Regions from separate parts of the Homo sapiens genome. Here regions 1 and 2 are each linked to region 3. A link is a contact called in ENCODE Hi-C or POLR2A ChIA-PET data. All regions are on one chromosome and are shown on one strand. The core of a region is the stretch at or near the end of the contact, and the rest is flanking DNA. Distances in the headings are between cores, read along the strand shown.

Evidence for each region. Hi-C counts contacts between places; a loop is a spot of excess contacts on that map. ChIA-PET counts read pairs that join two places held with the same protein, here RNA polymerase II (POLR2A). Pooled maps may share reads with other maps.
Region 1: a loop to region 3 is called in a map with no recorded cell type, with 14 times the contacts of the local background. The contact joins two enhancer-like sites. A Hi-C loop is called at or near these places in 5 of 37 single-sample maps with no recorded cell type and 4 of 50 pooled maps. POLR2A ChIA-PET finds 5 or more read pairs at or near these places in 1 of 52 experiments (OCI-LY7).
Region 2: a pooled map shows a loop between it and region 3 (3-fold over the local background). The contact joins two enhancer-like sites. A Hi-C loop is called at or near these places in 6 of 37 single-sample maps with no recorded cell type and 2 of 50 pooled maps.

The regions. Positions count from the first base shown.
Region 1 is chr3:169,938,293-169,942,673 of GRCh38, forward strand. SAMD7 (sterile alpha motif domain containing 7) reads left to right here. Exons shown (of 9, transcript NM_001304366.2): 9 at 26-883. The coding sequence ends at 214. Among named protein-coding and RNA genes, the nearest start is that of SEC62, 26 kb to the right of the region's middle. Within about 2 kb of position 2,344, at least 4 of the 41 ENCODE cell types and tissues checked have a DNase peak (open chromatin) inside an H3K27ac peak, as active enhancers do.
Region 2 is chr3:170,043,658-170,048,398 of GRCh38, forward strand. The region is part of intron 2 of GPR160 (G protein-coupled receptor 160); the gene reads left to right. It overlaps LOC124909455 (a long non-coding RNA gene), which reads right to left. Exons shown (of 3, transcript XR_007096156.1): 3 at 3,780-4,741. Among named protein-coding and RNA genes, the nearest start is that of GPR160, 8.0 kb to the left of the region's middle. RefSeq lists enhancers at 1,430-1,479, 2,059-2,559, 2,520-2,679. Within about 2 kb of position 1,979, at least 10 of the 41 ENCODE cell types and tissues checked have a DNase peak (open chromatin) inside an H3K27ac peak, as active enhancers do.
Region 3 is chr3:172,107,406-172,111,957 of GRCh38, forward strand. The region is part of intron 1 of FNDC3B (fibronectin type III domain containing 3B); the gene reads left to right. Among named protein-coding and RNA genes, the nearest start is that of FNDC3B, 70 kb to the left of the region's middle. Within about 2 kb of position 1,251, at least 4 of the 41 ENCODE cell types and tissues checked have a DNase peak (open chromatin) inside an H3K27ac peak, as active enhancers do.

The DNA.
Region 1 (4,381 bases), core at 1,094-3,593, 2.2 Mb before region 3:
TACTATAATTATTTTGTCTTAAAAGGTATCTCAGCATGTGGGAAGTATGTTCTACAAGAAAACTCTTTCATTTCCTATAAGACAAGCATTTGATCAACCAGCAGATACATCCCCTCTTCTGGATCCTAATTCCTGGAGTGATACAATGAACATTTTTTGTCCCCAGGATACAATAATTCCTAAAGGAATTGAGCGAGGTAGTATGAGAAACTAAAAGCCCTCAAGGAGGAAGAATAGTCTTAGCCAGTTTTCCAAAGAGCCTAGGATATTACAAAGGATGTGTGAGGATTTCCCAGTACTGGATGGAGAATGAGAAGAGAAAGTCAGCCTTTCTGGGGCTTTCATGGAGGAGACTTGCCCAAGGGGCTTCCCTGCCAGGGCTGAATGACCCCAGCACCAAATGACTGGAGACGCATCCTTAGGAGCAAATGCTAATGAAGGGGAGATTTACAAACATCAAGAAAGCTGCAGATGGATGTTTCCATGAAGAAATCTCTGAAGAAACCAAAAGAGCTGAAACTGAAAAAAGAGCTCCCTCCCTTTTTTCACTCATTTTCCATTCCCAAACCCTGAAAGAGATAAAGGCAACCCAATGAAACCACAGAGAGGCAGAAGAGAACGGGCAGAAGTACAGAACAGAAATGGAGAAGCTGACCACGACTCCATCTCTTCTCATTCCAGATTTCCAGCGTGAAGCAGGCCCAAGCTAGGGAAGGTGAGAAGCTTTAACCTTAAATTTTCGAGTTTTGGCCAGGCGCGGTGGCTCACGGCTGTAATCCCAACACTTTGGGAGTCTGAGGCGGGCGGATCATGAGGTCAGGAGATTAAGACCAGCTTGGCCAACATGGTGAAACCCCGTCTCTACTAAAAATACAAAAAAAAATTAGCTAGGCCTGGTGGTGCGCGAATGTAGTCCCAGCTACTCGGGAGGCTGAAGCAGGAGAATTGCTTGAACCTGGGAAGCGGAGGCTACAGTGAGCTGAGATCGTGCCACTGCACTCCAGCCTGGGTGACAGAGCAGGACTCTGTCTCAAAAAAAAAAAAAAAAATCGAGTTTGAATATTATTCATGACTAGGTATTTTATTTCTGAAATACAACTATGTTATGACTGAAAGTGACTGGAGGACTGCTTTTTATCTGAGAGGGAGGTGAAAAGTCATAGTATCCACTTGAGATTTCATCCAAGGGGTGGGGAAGTTATCTCTGCAAAGCAGGTTTGAGCTGGCAAGGTGGAGTGCTCTCTGCTCACACCCTGTGGAATCCCACATTTTCAACTTGATGTTTAACAGAATGTCTCTGAAAGGATAAACAAGAAAATGATGACAGTTTGCTCAAGGAGGGGATTGGCTAACAGGATATGAAGTCTTCTTACCATATACATTCTTGAACATTTTGAATTTTTAACCATGAGAATATATTTTCTATTTAAAAAATTTACATTTAACATGAGCAAACTCTAGAAAGCAGCCTCTGAGATGGCCCACAAGGATCCCTGCATCCTGGTATCCCAAGCCCTTGTGTGATCTACTCCGCTTGAGGGCGGGCTGGGGGTATTGAGGCTTTTCTAATGAACAGAATACAGAAGGCGTGATAGATGGGATGTCACTTTTGTGGCTTCTGTCTTGGGTGCTCGCTCTCTCTCTCTCTCTGGATTTCTCACTCTTGGGGAAGCCAGATTCTTTGTCTCCAGGCAGCCCTGTGGAGAGCCCCACATTAACTTGGAAATGGATCTTCTGACGCTGCCAACAGCCATGTAAGGAAACTTGAAGGTGCCTCAGCTCCAGCCCACAGCTTGATGGCAGCTCATGAGAGACCCTCAGCCAGAGGCCCCCAGCTAAGCCACTCTGGATTTCTGACCCACAGAAACTGTAAGATAATAAATGTGTGTTGTTTTCAGCCACTAAGTTTTGAAGTAATTTATTTCACAATAATGGAGTACTAAAACAAACAAATTAAGTTGCATTTAGTAAACACAAATTGCATGCTACCCACATTCACTTTTTGATTTGGAAGGTGGGCTTTTGAAATCATTTTCCTATAAGCCTAATTTAGTTAAGCTTCCATTTCTTTCATTTTTACTAAGACAACAGGTTTTTCTTCTGACAAAAACTGTATGAAACCATCACATGTATTTGTGAATTGTTACTTTACTCTCTTGGTCCCTTTGCTGAAAGAGAGACAGGGACAGACAGAAAATCCTCCCATATTTCAAAAATATGTCTTTTTTAAGTTATTTAAGATGGCAATAAGCCAATGAATAACGAGTGGCAAGATTTTTACTAAAAATAACTTGAAAAATGCTTCACTTCCTCTTTCCCTCTTTTTATTCATCTGATGCTCAGTGTACCGAAGAACTGTTTGGTCACGTGACATTTCACCTGCTATACTACCCAGCAAACAGAAGTTTCACAAAATGCCAGGTGTGAGTTACAGATGCTGTGGTGAGGGATAAAAAGAAATGCTTAATATTTTTAATGGCAAAGTGATAATGAGGTTCAATCACTATGATGACTTTTGAGTTTCGTATTGCTGCTAAATAAGTCCATTGAGTTGGTAATTGATTGATTTGCACAGATGTATCTCAATGTTGCTCTAAGGAAAATGTTCCGATATGCCATCTTGGCATGTACTATCACCAGAAAAAACCACTGTGCTTAATTTTAGGTCCATGCATTTAAAAAAGAACCAGAAGAACACATGTAAAGGAGGCCCTCCCCAGCTCTCAGTACTCTTCATTGTAAGAGAATAAAACTGAAATTGCTTGTCCCTACCAAGATTACCTTCTACCAAGATTGTCTTCTTCTAAAGACTCCTGGGTACGTTTTAACAAAAGGGACACTTTATGAACAGATTATTTTGGAGGGTGAGGATTTTTATTTACATTATCATCTAGAAATAGTTTTTAACTTTTTCTGAAATGCCACTTGAGGCTTGAAGCATACTCTGTACTCTTTATGAATAAAAAACAAAGCAACAACAATGACAACTTCTCTCTTGTTGGAAAACCATCACAATAAAATTATGTTTGATAAATAGGGAATTATGACTTATGAAATATGTTTAGACTGATTGAGTAAATATCCAGGCAATGGAGTACTATGCAGCTGTTTCCTTTAGGGAAGTATTATAGCTATTAAGGAGAAATAATAGAATTTGAATATCACCATTATGCACCCCTAAAACATAAGCAATCTAGGCAGTAGTCATAAATGGCTGCTAACATCTCGAAAAGAGAAATAACCAGACATCATGTGCCATCTGATGGAAATCCATGAAACCCCATATGAATGAAAGTCTTATTAAAAAAAAAAATTAACCTGAGTCGAAATAAACCTCTAGATCCAAAAACCAATTTACAGGAAATACAGGGAACAAAGGAACATGTTAAACATCACTGCAGTTATAAAAATAGTAAATATCCAAATTATGGGGAACTATAGTAGAAATGACCTGATTTTCTCCAACAAATAAATGCAAGGGAATGGGAAAAGGAAAACCTGTAGATTAAAAGAAAGATACTTAAGATTCAAATAACCCAGATGTAAAAGTTTTGGAAATAGTGGTGATGGTTGCACAAAATTCTGAATATAATTAATACCACCAACTTGTATGTTAAAATTACAAATTTTATATATTTTTTACTAAAATAAAATTTTTTGAATTCAAATCACCCAATATAATCATGAAACTTATTTAAATCCTTTTTCAAATACATTGTAAAAAATGAAACAATTAGGGAAATCTGAACACAATTTGGGATATTCAATGATATTAAAAATTACTGTTATTTGTTAAAAATATAGTATTGTGAGCTTTTTTAAAAGACTTCTTATTTTTTAAAAATATATACTGAAATATGTACAGATAAAATGATATATGGTATCTGGGATTAGATTTGATCCTGCCTCCAACCTAATAAATTATCCTGCTATTATTTTATGGAGACTGGCAGAACACATGAGCCTCTTGGGTCAGAGACAAAGAACTTTATTACTCATGACACAGTAGCAGCATGAACATCAGCATATGTGTATTGGTTCCTTTTGCCCCTAGGTGCTACAAGAGCAATACAGAGGGGCCCAGAGGCTACCTGCCCATACAGTAGGTTTGCTTCACAGCTGAGGATCACAACTTGGGGAAACGACCAATTTTATAGCAAGCAGTAAGCAAGCCTGCTCTTTGTTCAGGGGTGATGATGGGTGTGGAAGGAAGGATTACCCATTTTTTAAGGTTACCAGCTACATAATCAACCTTGAGAAATGGTTCTGGTAAAAGAATAGTTAGAGCCTTGCAGTCTCTTGGTCCACCCAGCAAGATGTATAGAAACAAGAGTCCCAAAAAAGAGTATTTCTCCCAGTAATATCATGACAAGGATTTGCT
Region 2 (4,741 bases), core at 729-3,228, 2.1 Mb before region 3:
TAGCAGGAAGCAGAGCAATACGCCCAAGAATTGGGTAGTCTAGGCAAACTATCTTCTTATCACACCCCACTGTCCTGGTGACAGGCGGGGGGCATGGGTCACATCTGACCAACAGATGTTCTGTCGGGCCAGCATAGAGCTTAAAAAAAAACACTGAGTGAGCGTTGAAAATTGGGAAATGTCAAATATTCTGCCCTAACGATTCCCAACGGCAATACTAGAGCAGCTGCCTCTTTAGGGAAGGGTAGTACATCCCAGTCCCCTCAGCCCCCAGCAACCCCTAAAATAGTCCCCAGCCCTGAGATTGTACTTTTTTTTTTTTTTAACGGTAAGAGATCTTTCTATGTATGTGTCTCTACCCCAAATGGAATAACAAAATATAGGTTGAGAGGCTCTTGTTGCAAGAAAAATGGGAAAGACACTTTGGGAGGCCAAGGTGCGGGGATCACCTGAGGTTGGGAGTTCGAAACCAACCTGACCAACATGGAGAAACCTCGTCTCTACTAAAAATACAAAATTAGCCTGGCGTGGTGGTGTATGCCTGTAATCCCAGCTACTTGGGAGACTGAGGCTGGAGAATCACTTGAACTCAGGGGGCGGAGGTTGCGGTGAGCCGAGATCACGCCATTGCACTCCAGCCTGGGGAAGAAGAGCGAAACTCCATCTCAAAAAAAAAAAAAAAGAGAAGAGAAAAATGGGAAAGAGCATATTCCTTTGAGGAAATGAGAGTCTTGTGTTTAGTCTCAGTGCTTCTCTGTCAGACGAATACAAGCCGCGTTGTCATTTTTCTCCCATGCTGCCTATTTTCTCACTTATAAGGAACTTGTTCGCTACCCCCTGCAGTTTGACAAGAATGGAGTAGGTGTGGGCAGGCCTCAGTAGGGAAAAGGAATGGCTCCAAACTCCCACACCATTGGGTCTTTGTGAGTAGGCAGGTGGGTCTTGTGCACCTTGGCGGTTCCCCAGGGTGTCCTGCAGGGATGGGGCACCAAAAAGGCCTTTAACCCTTCCCCTTTAAGCAGGGGACCCATGTGGATCCTGAAGTTGTGCATCAGCTCACTGTAGCTGCTCTGAGCTGGACCCCAGCCACTCTGAGGGGTTCCTAGGACTTGCAAAGGGCCCCTCTCCCCCATCCTTCTCTGCCTACCACTCTCCTGCTGATGACAAGTCCACTTCTATACACTGCTTAGGCACAGCCCCCCAAGAAAGCTCTGCAGGGATGAGGAGCTGAGGCACCCGCATAGTCCAGCCTTAAGGGGTTTCTGTGATGCAAGTCCAAGGGTGGCTTAATTTCCTTGCCTTGAAACTTTCGGTTAAGGGTCACGGGGCAAACATTCTCGCTTCTGTGAATAGCTGGAGTTTCATGACAGTTGAAGTTTCTCTTTAGATCTTTGTTTCCTTCCCCTGAGTTCTGCATTTTCTTCCCATGTACGTGTGCCGTGGAGGAGAATGAAAAGAGGAAATGGCACAAAAGTGAACCTTGTTGGGTGGCTTTCAGGAAATGTCAGGTGCTGTTGTGGGCCTTTGTCACTCGAGTTGTCAGTCTAGGTGTGTGTGTAAACGGACATGGAATAAACAAGGGCTCCAAGTGGAACAGCTTGTTTTGGCCAAAAGAAGTGAGTTCAGGCCGAGCATGGTGGCTCACACCTGTAATCCCAGCACTTTGGGAGGCCGAGGTGGGTGGATAGTGAGGTCAGGAAATCGAGACCATCCTGGCTAACACGGTGAAACCCTGTCTCTACTAAAAATACAAAAAAAAAAAAAAAAAAAAAAAAAAAAAAAAAAAAAAACCAATTAGCCAGGGGTGGTGGCACTCGCCTGTAGTCCCAGCTACTCGGGAGGAGACTCGCTTGAACCAGGAGGTGGAGGTTGCAGTGAGCCGAGATCACGCCACTGCACTCTAGCCTGGGCGACAGAGCAAGATTCTGTCTCAAAAAAAATAAAAAATAAAAAAAGAAAGAAAAAAAAAGAAGTGAGTTCAGAGGCTGACATGTTTTGTGAATGCCAGACCAGCGGCTTGATGGGATCCTTTCTGGAGAACTCTGCGATTCAGGTTTGTGGCTGTGTGCTCCCTCAGGTGATGATTAACCCCCTTGTCAAGGAAGAGTGGGTTAATTGGTTATTAGCCAGAGCAAACAGGGAGAGGCCAAGCAGTCTTGAGTATGGACTCAGCCAGATCCCTGGGTTTCATTTCTGGTTCTTCCACCACCTGTGTGACCTTGACTCATTTTTTAAAACCTCTTTGTACCTCAGTTTCCCCTATGTAAGCTAGAAGTAATAATAATACCTACATCATAGGGCGGTGAGGATTCAGTGGCACGTCAAGTGCTTGTAACAGTGCCTGGCATGGAGTAGGATGGATTGTGAGTTAGCTATTATTATTGTTGTTGTTAGAGCCCTGCTTCCTTTACTTTCACTTTTACTGGGGAGAATTTCCCCCACATAATGTTAGAAGAAAGACCACAGGGAAGAAATGCATCTGAGCTCTGACCTCTGTTCGTGGAGTGAGCCATGGGCTGCCCATCTGGGTTCCCACATGGCCTTAGGGAAATGTTCTCCATGACAAATGCTAACAGGGTGTTTGGTGCAGCAGCAGCTTTGGAATTGATGAGAACTGGGCCACAACTTGTGACTTTGAGCCAGGGCTTTGGCTTTGTTGTTCGGGGATTAAAATCTCCACTGACTGTGGAAAGGAGTTGGAATCCCCTAGCATTCATGTGGATACAAACTCCAACCCCTTATGAGAGAGCGGGCTAGTGTTAGCTGGGACACAGGAGTCCCAGCCTCAGCTATGCCACCGCCTGGCAGGGGTTTAAGGCCAGGTCTTCTGGGCAGCCAGTGCCTCTTCTGTCACCTGGGGATAAGCATATCTAATAGGAATGTTGTGAGGGGCTAACAACATTTTATGAAATCCTGACACAGACACAGCAAAGTACAATGCCTGACTTGCCCCTTAGTAGTAAAATCATAGAACAGATACATTGAGAGGCTTACTTTTTAACTTGGAAAAGTAATATAGATGCTGTTAACTAATGTTTATTTAATATTTTATAGTTCCTAAAAGGGCTATCTGGTTTGATCTTTAAACTAGCAATGCAGGTTTCTGTTTGTTTACATTTGTTTCGATTGCCTTTGGCTGCCTGTTTCAGGAGAGGAGGTACAGAAGTGAACCCAGGTTCAGGCCAGAAATGAGAACATGGAATGGCCTTCATTTTACTGTATCAGAGAGGTAACATGAGTTCTTATTCTTTATGCCCTTAAGTAATTCTGAGGAGGAAGCACTTTAGAGATTGATAGCTAAGGTGTTGCTGGGAAGCTGAAAGCATCCATGGTGTCCAGGGAAGCTGAATGGAGGGCCAGTGATTCCCCTCCAAGCAGCAGGGCAGAGGTCTCCCCTGTCGACAGCCCTTGCCTGGTCCCCTTCAGCAGGGGGCAGTGGGAGGAAGAGAGGCAGTAGGCTTTGGATTCTCCCTCCTGCCCCAGGTGCAGACCCAAAGCTTCAGAGTCCATCCTACCTTCACCTAACCCTTCGTCCTTCTCCTGCACTCCAGCCAGGTGTTTCAGTGTGTAGTCTGTACCTGCCACACCCTCACCGCATCCCCCCAAGCCTGCACTGTCCTGTTCACCGCAAGGTTTTCTCTTCTTCCTATGGCCTCAGCTACTTTCCATTGCTGCCCTTGCCTCCTGATCCTGCCTGCCTTCAACTTTACTGTATTCTGAAAGGTTTAAAGGGAAAAGTCTTTTATGACCCACAATCCAAGGATCTGAAGGCATTGACATTTGGGTATATTTCCTTTTTATTTTGTTTTACTTTGTTTTTTTATAAATTTAAAAAATTTTAACATTTTATAAACAATTCATTTTATGTTAGAATTTTAACATAGTTGCTATACTTTGATTAAAATTTATCATTATGACGATATCAAAAAGACACCTGCATGCATATGTTTATCATAGCACAATTCACAATTGCAAAGATATGGAATCAACCTAAGTGTCCATCAACCAATGAGTGGATAAAGAATATGTGATATATGTATATACACATCACATATACACATACATATATACACATCACATATACACATACACAACACACCATGGAATACTGCTCAGCTATAAAAAGAACAAAATAATGTCTTTTGCAGCAACTTGGATGGAACTGAAGGACATTATTCTTTTTTTTTTTTTTTTTTTTGAGATGAAGTCTTGCTCAGTCACCCAAGCTGGAATGCAGTGGCCCAATGTCGGCTCACTGCAACCTCCACCTCCCAGGTTCAAGCGATTCTCCCACCTCAGCCTCCCGAGTAGCTGGGATTGCAGGCATCAGCCATCATGTCCAGGTAATTTTTGTAGCGACAGGGTTTCACCACGTTGGCCAGGCTGGTCTCGAACTCCTGACCTCAGGTGATCCACCCGCCTTGGCCTCCCAAAGTGCTGGGATTACAGGCGTGAGCCACCATGCCCATGAAGGCCATTATTCTAAGTGAAGTAACTCAGGAATCGAAAACGAAATGCCATATGTTCTCACTTGTAAGTAAGTGGAAGCTAAGCTATGGGTACACAGAGGCATGCAGAGTGATATAATGGACTATGGAGACTCAGAAGGGCAGGATGGGAAGGGGATGAGGGATGAAAAACAACCTATTAGGTACAATGTACACTACCTGGGTGATGAGTACTCTAAAATCCTAGACTTTACCACTGTACAGTTCATCTATGTAACCAAAACCCACTTGTA
Region 3 (4,552 bases), core at 1-2,500:
ATTTCTTCATTTGTAAAGGGTAGTTGATTTCAAGAATGGATTCATGATCACATCTCCGTGGTGTGTTGGGGGACAGTGTGGATGTGGTACAGCCTTGACCAAAATGCCTGAGTCCTGTGATAGATTTGGCCAGCTCAGATACACATCTGTCTAGGAAAGAAGGAACCCAGACCAAGAAGATGAGTGTTAGTCAGGGTGGTTTCTACTGAGACTTTTTGACTAAGATGAAAATGAGTTACAGTGCGGTTATCCAGAGATCACACATCTGGCCTGCTCAGCTACCTTCACAGCTGATGATCAGCTGGTGGTGAAAAGGAAGACTGCACAAAGCGCACGAGGAACTTCTGAAACTGTACTCAGGGACTCCTCTCTGTGTGTGTATGTAACTGACAATCTGGCCGCTCAGCCCAAAGAAAATTTAAGACAGCAAATTTAGGAAAAGGCCCTGAGACTGGAGGGAGTGTGGTTAATGAAGAAAAGAGAAAGAAAAAAAAACATTAAAATTAAGCATAAGAACTTATTGGGAGGCCGAGGCGGGCGGATCACAAGGTCAGGAGTTCGAGACCAGCTTGGTCAACATAGTGAAACCCCGTCTCTACTAAAAATACAAAAAATAGTTGGGCATGGTGGCACGTGCCTGTAGTCCCAGCTACTCGGGAGGCTGAGGCAGGAGAATAGCTTGAACCCAGGAGGCGGAGTTTGTGGTGAGCTGAGATCACGCCACTGCACTCCATCCTGGGCAACAGAGTGAGACTCTGTCTCAAAAAAAAGAAAAAAAAAAAGTAGAGGTGGGGTGATAATAGCTCTGTATATGTAAGGTCAAAATGTTTCAGTAACATCCTCATCCATCACCTTATGACTGAATACAGTATTCTTATAAACTGTCCTGAAATCCCTAAGAAAAAAGCTGTGGCCAGCCTGCTCTTTAATGAAGAACATGTGTAATTTCCATTCGCAATCATTACAAACAAATAGAGTAAGCTTTAGTTCTTAAAGTTAACTGTATGGATGAAAGCCTTCCACATCCATTGCTTCCTCTTTTAATTCCATTGAAAAGCCTTGTCGGCTTTCATCAGGTAGGTATTCCTGAGGTCTCCTCACAGCTGAGTTGAGCCACCCTGTTGAGAGTTAAGTCCACGTGTAGTTTTGTCTCAGTTACTGGTTAAAACAGAGGAGGTTCACTTTTGGGTTGCTGTGACTATAGAGTGATGACTGCTCATGACAAGCCTTCCCAGGCCTCCTGGCCTGACTTAACCTGCTTTAACTGTTGATGGTTTTGCAATGTGGTTTCCCCACTTCACAACCTGAATCTGTGACTTTCTACTGGGAACACTCACTACGTTTCCCTTTTCATGCCTGGGGAATAACCAAAAAGATACTACTGTGAACGCTAAGTTTTATGTTTTCATGCTTTTATGCTTTTCCTCCTTGCCTTTTCTCTAGTCTGTTTTCTATGGAGCATAGACTAAGTCATTTCTATTTTATGATCATTTTAAGGGACAGCTTGGCAGGCAGTTGGCTTTTAAGTAGTTGGGCAGTTCCTTGCCTCGAAATAATTCATTTCTTTGTATGTCTCTTGCATTCTAGGCAAATAAAAGTACTCTCTGTGTGTGCATGGAGCACAGAAATGGGGATTTAAACATCGTTGGCTGCATGTAGGCCCCATCTAGCTGAATCTGTTACCTTATATTCTTGTCAGGATGAAGTCTGGTTTATCTCTGGTGAAACTGTTAGGGATTACAAAGAAGGCCTTGGATTCTTTTTTTTTTTTTTTTTTTGAGACGGAGTCTTGCTCTGTCACCCAGGCTGGAGTGCAGTGGTGGGATCTCGGCTCCCTGCAAGCTCCGCCTCCCGGGTTCACGCCATTCTCCTGCCTCAGCCTCCCAAGTAGCTGGGACTACAGGCGCCCGCCACTGCGCCCGGCTAATTTTTTTGTATTTTTAGTAGAGACGGGGTTTCACCGTTTTAGCCGGGATGGTCTCGATCTCCTGACCTCGTGATCCGCCCGCCTCGGCCTCCCAAAGTGCTGGGATTACAGGCGTGAGCCCCGCGCCCGGCCGAAGGCCTTGGATTCTAGCAAGCTGGTGGCTGAGGGAAAAGATCAGCAATACTGGTTATGGCTAAGTGAGACTGCTGGGCTCACAGTGGCCTTTATTCACTTTTATTATTTCTTCTGTTTTCTCCATGATCAACGGTGTGACTGTTGGGTGGTTGAATTGAAACTTAGGAGTGTATGATGTTCATATGTTCCCACTTGATCTTTCTCAGGAGTGTTTGTACATACAGCCTCCCTGTCTCCCCTTCCTCCATCCCTTCCCAGTCATTTCTAGTAACCACTGAACACTGTATGAGGTGGAAAGTCCATCACGTAGTAGAGAAAAAGATTCAGGCATCTCACCTAAAGTTGTCTATGAAGTTTTCAAAAGCAAATATAATGATCTCCTTGTGCCAGTGGACTTCTTTGGTTTATTTGGGGGGTAAAATGCCTTATGAAAAGAGATGGTTTTGCACATCTGTGTCAGTCCCCATACTCTTCTATCCTACTTCTGTAAGGCCTTTGTGGGCCTGGGTCTGGGGGATCCATCTACCTTATCCCACACTTGCAGAACCTGGAGTTAATGCCCTGCTTAGGACTTGACACCTGTGCTTAAGGGTGCTATTTAGCGGGGTTGGATTGCTATGTCTCATTGACAGCGGTCCTGTTAGTTAACACAATGCCTACCAGAAGGTTAGAGTTGTTAGTGTTAGATGTGTTGTTGGTGTTCAGACATTCTTCGGTACTAGAGACAGGAGACCAGGAATGCCTAAATATTGTACCAGATCACAACTGTCTTCTCTTACTCAGTTCAACCTCCCCATTCCCTCACAGGACTCACACAAGAAACAATGAGAAATAGGAACAAAGTAGCACCATTATTTGGATTTGAGCTGCAAATCCAAGTGTTCAAAACTTTGGTTAGATGGGTTGGACCACATGGAGTATAGACAGCTTCAGCCCAAAGCAGGTCCTAAGGACCCTCATCTCCCTCCCATTTGAACTCTCTAAACCTGTATCATTATTTACTGTACGCTGGCCTAATAGAAGGACCTATGGAGGCTGAAGGGACCTAGAGTGAGGCCCTGAAATGGGTTTACTCCTCTTGCCTTGTTGGATAAGAGAGAAGAGGTTCTATCCTTAGGCTCACCTGTAAGATGTCAGAGCTATGCCAAGCAGGAGAGGGCTTTGGCACTCGCTAATGTAGCAGAGGGGATGCAGAGAAGACAACAGAGCCACAGTCTGCACCACAGCCTCAATAGCAAGTGCCCAAGGAGGAGGGAAGAAAAGGTGAAATTGCTTCTCCACCCTTAGATCCTTATACTCAGACCCCCTAATGTAAATAACCACCCTGTTAATCCAACCTGCGATTTTGAAGAAACATTAAATAAGACATCATACTTAGCACTTTGGGAGGCCGAGGTAGGTGGATCACCTGAGGTCATGTCAGGAGTTCAAGACTGGCCTGGCCAACATGGCGAAACCCTGTCTCTACTAAAAATATGAAAATTAGGCGGGCATAGTGGTGCGTGCCTGTAATCCCAGCTACTTAGGAGGTTGAGGCAGGAGAATCGCTTGAACCTGGGAGGTGGAGGTTGCAGCGAGCTGAGATCATGCCACTGCACTCCAGCCTGGGCAACAGAGTGAGACTCCATTAAAAAAAAAAAAAAAAAAAAAGATAGGCCTGTGTAATGTCATCAATTTGAGAAAATAGCCATTTTTCTCTTATGCATTATTAGTAAGATAAAGTATATTAGGAATGAAATTGAAATAGACATTAGATTTCTTCTCCATCATTTGACCTGTTCATAGTTCAAACAATTAAGTCATGATAGTGTCAACAGGGATTATCTTAATTTTAATTGTAAAAGAATCTGTTTTCTTTCATGAGGATAAACTATCAGGCTTTGGGCTTGGTACTTTTATTTGCTTAGGAACTGAGTAATTGCCTCATAAAACAGCATGATGGTACTATTAACACCGAATTATAAGACCTGTTATTATAGAATTTGCTTTTCTAGTTGGGATAAGACTTCATTTTTTGGTGCTTAAAATAATTAGTTTCTCCAAATGGGTGTATAATAAACAGGTAAAATTTTGCCTATTTAAAGTAAAAAAGTTTATAATCTCTTGGGTGGCTTTTATATATCTTTTGATACTTCCAAGGGAGGACTTTTTTTGGGTGGGATGGAGGGAGGAGAGGTATGCTTGACGTTTAGAGTGGACGTGTTTAAGAATGAGAATAAGTATTTTATTTCTGTCATATCTACCTGAGACATATTTGAGGCAGTTATTAACAATTTTGCCCCATTATTTTGTCTGATTTGAATATTAAGTATTAAAGGGTTCATTGACCAAATGTCCTTGAATTTGAAATTTTGGGGACTCTATTATGAGTGATAAATTTAACTGCGAGCTATATGGCAATTTGTTCCTGAGATCATTTAAAATTGTGTGAGAGCGTGTGTGTGTATTTATATTTGTTCGTTTATACTTCTTTGTCCATCTTTGCCATAT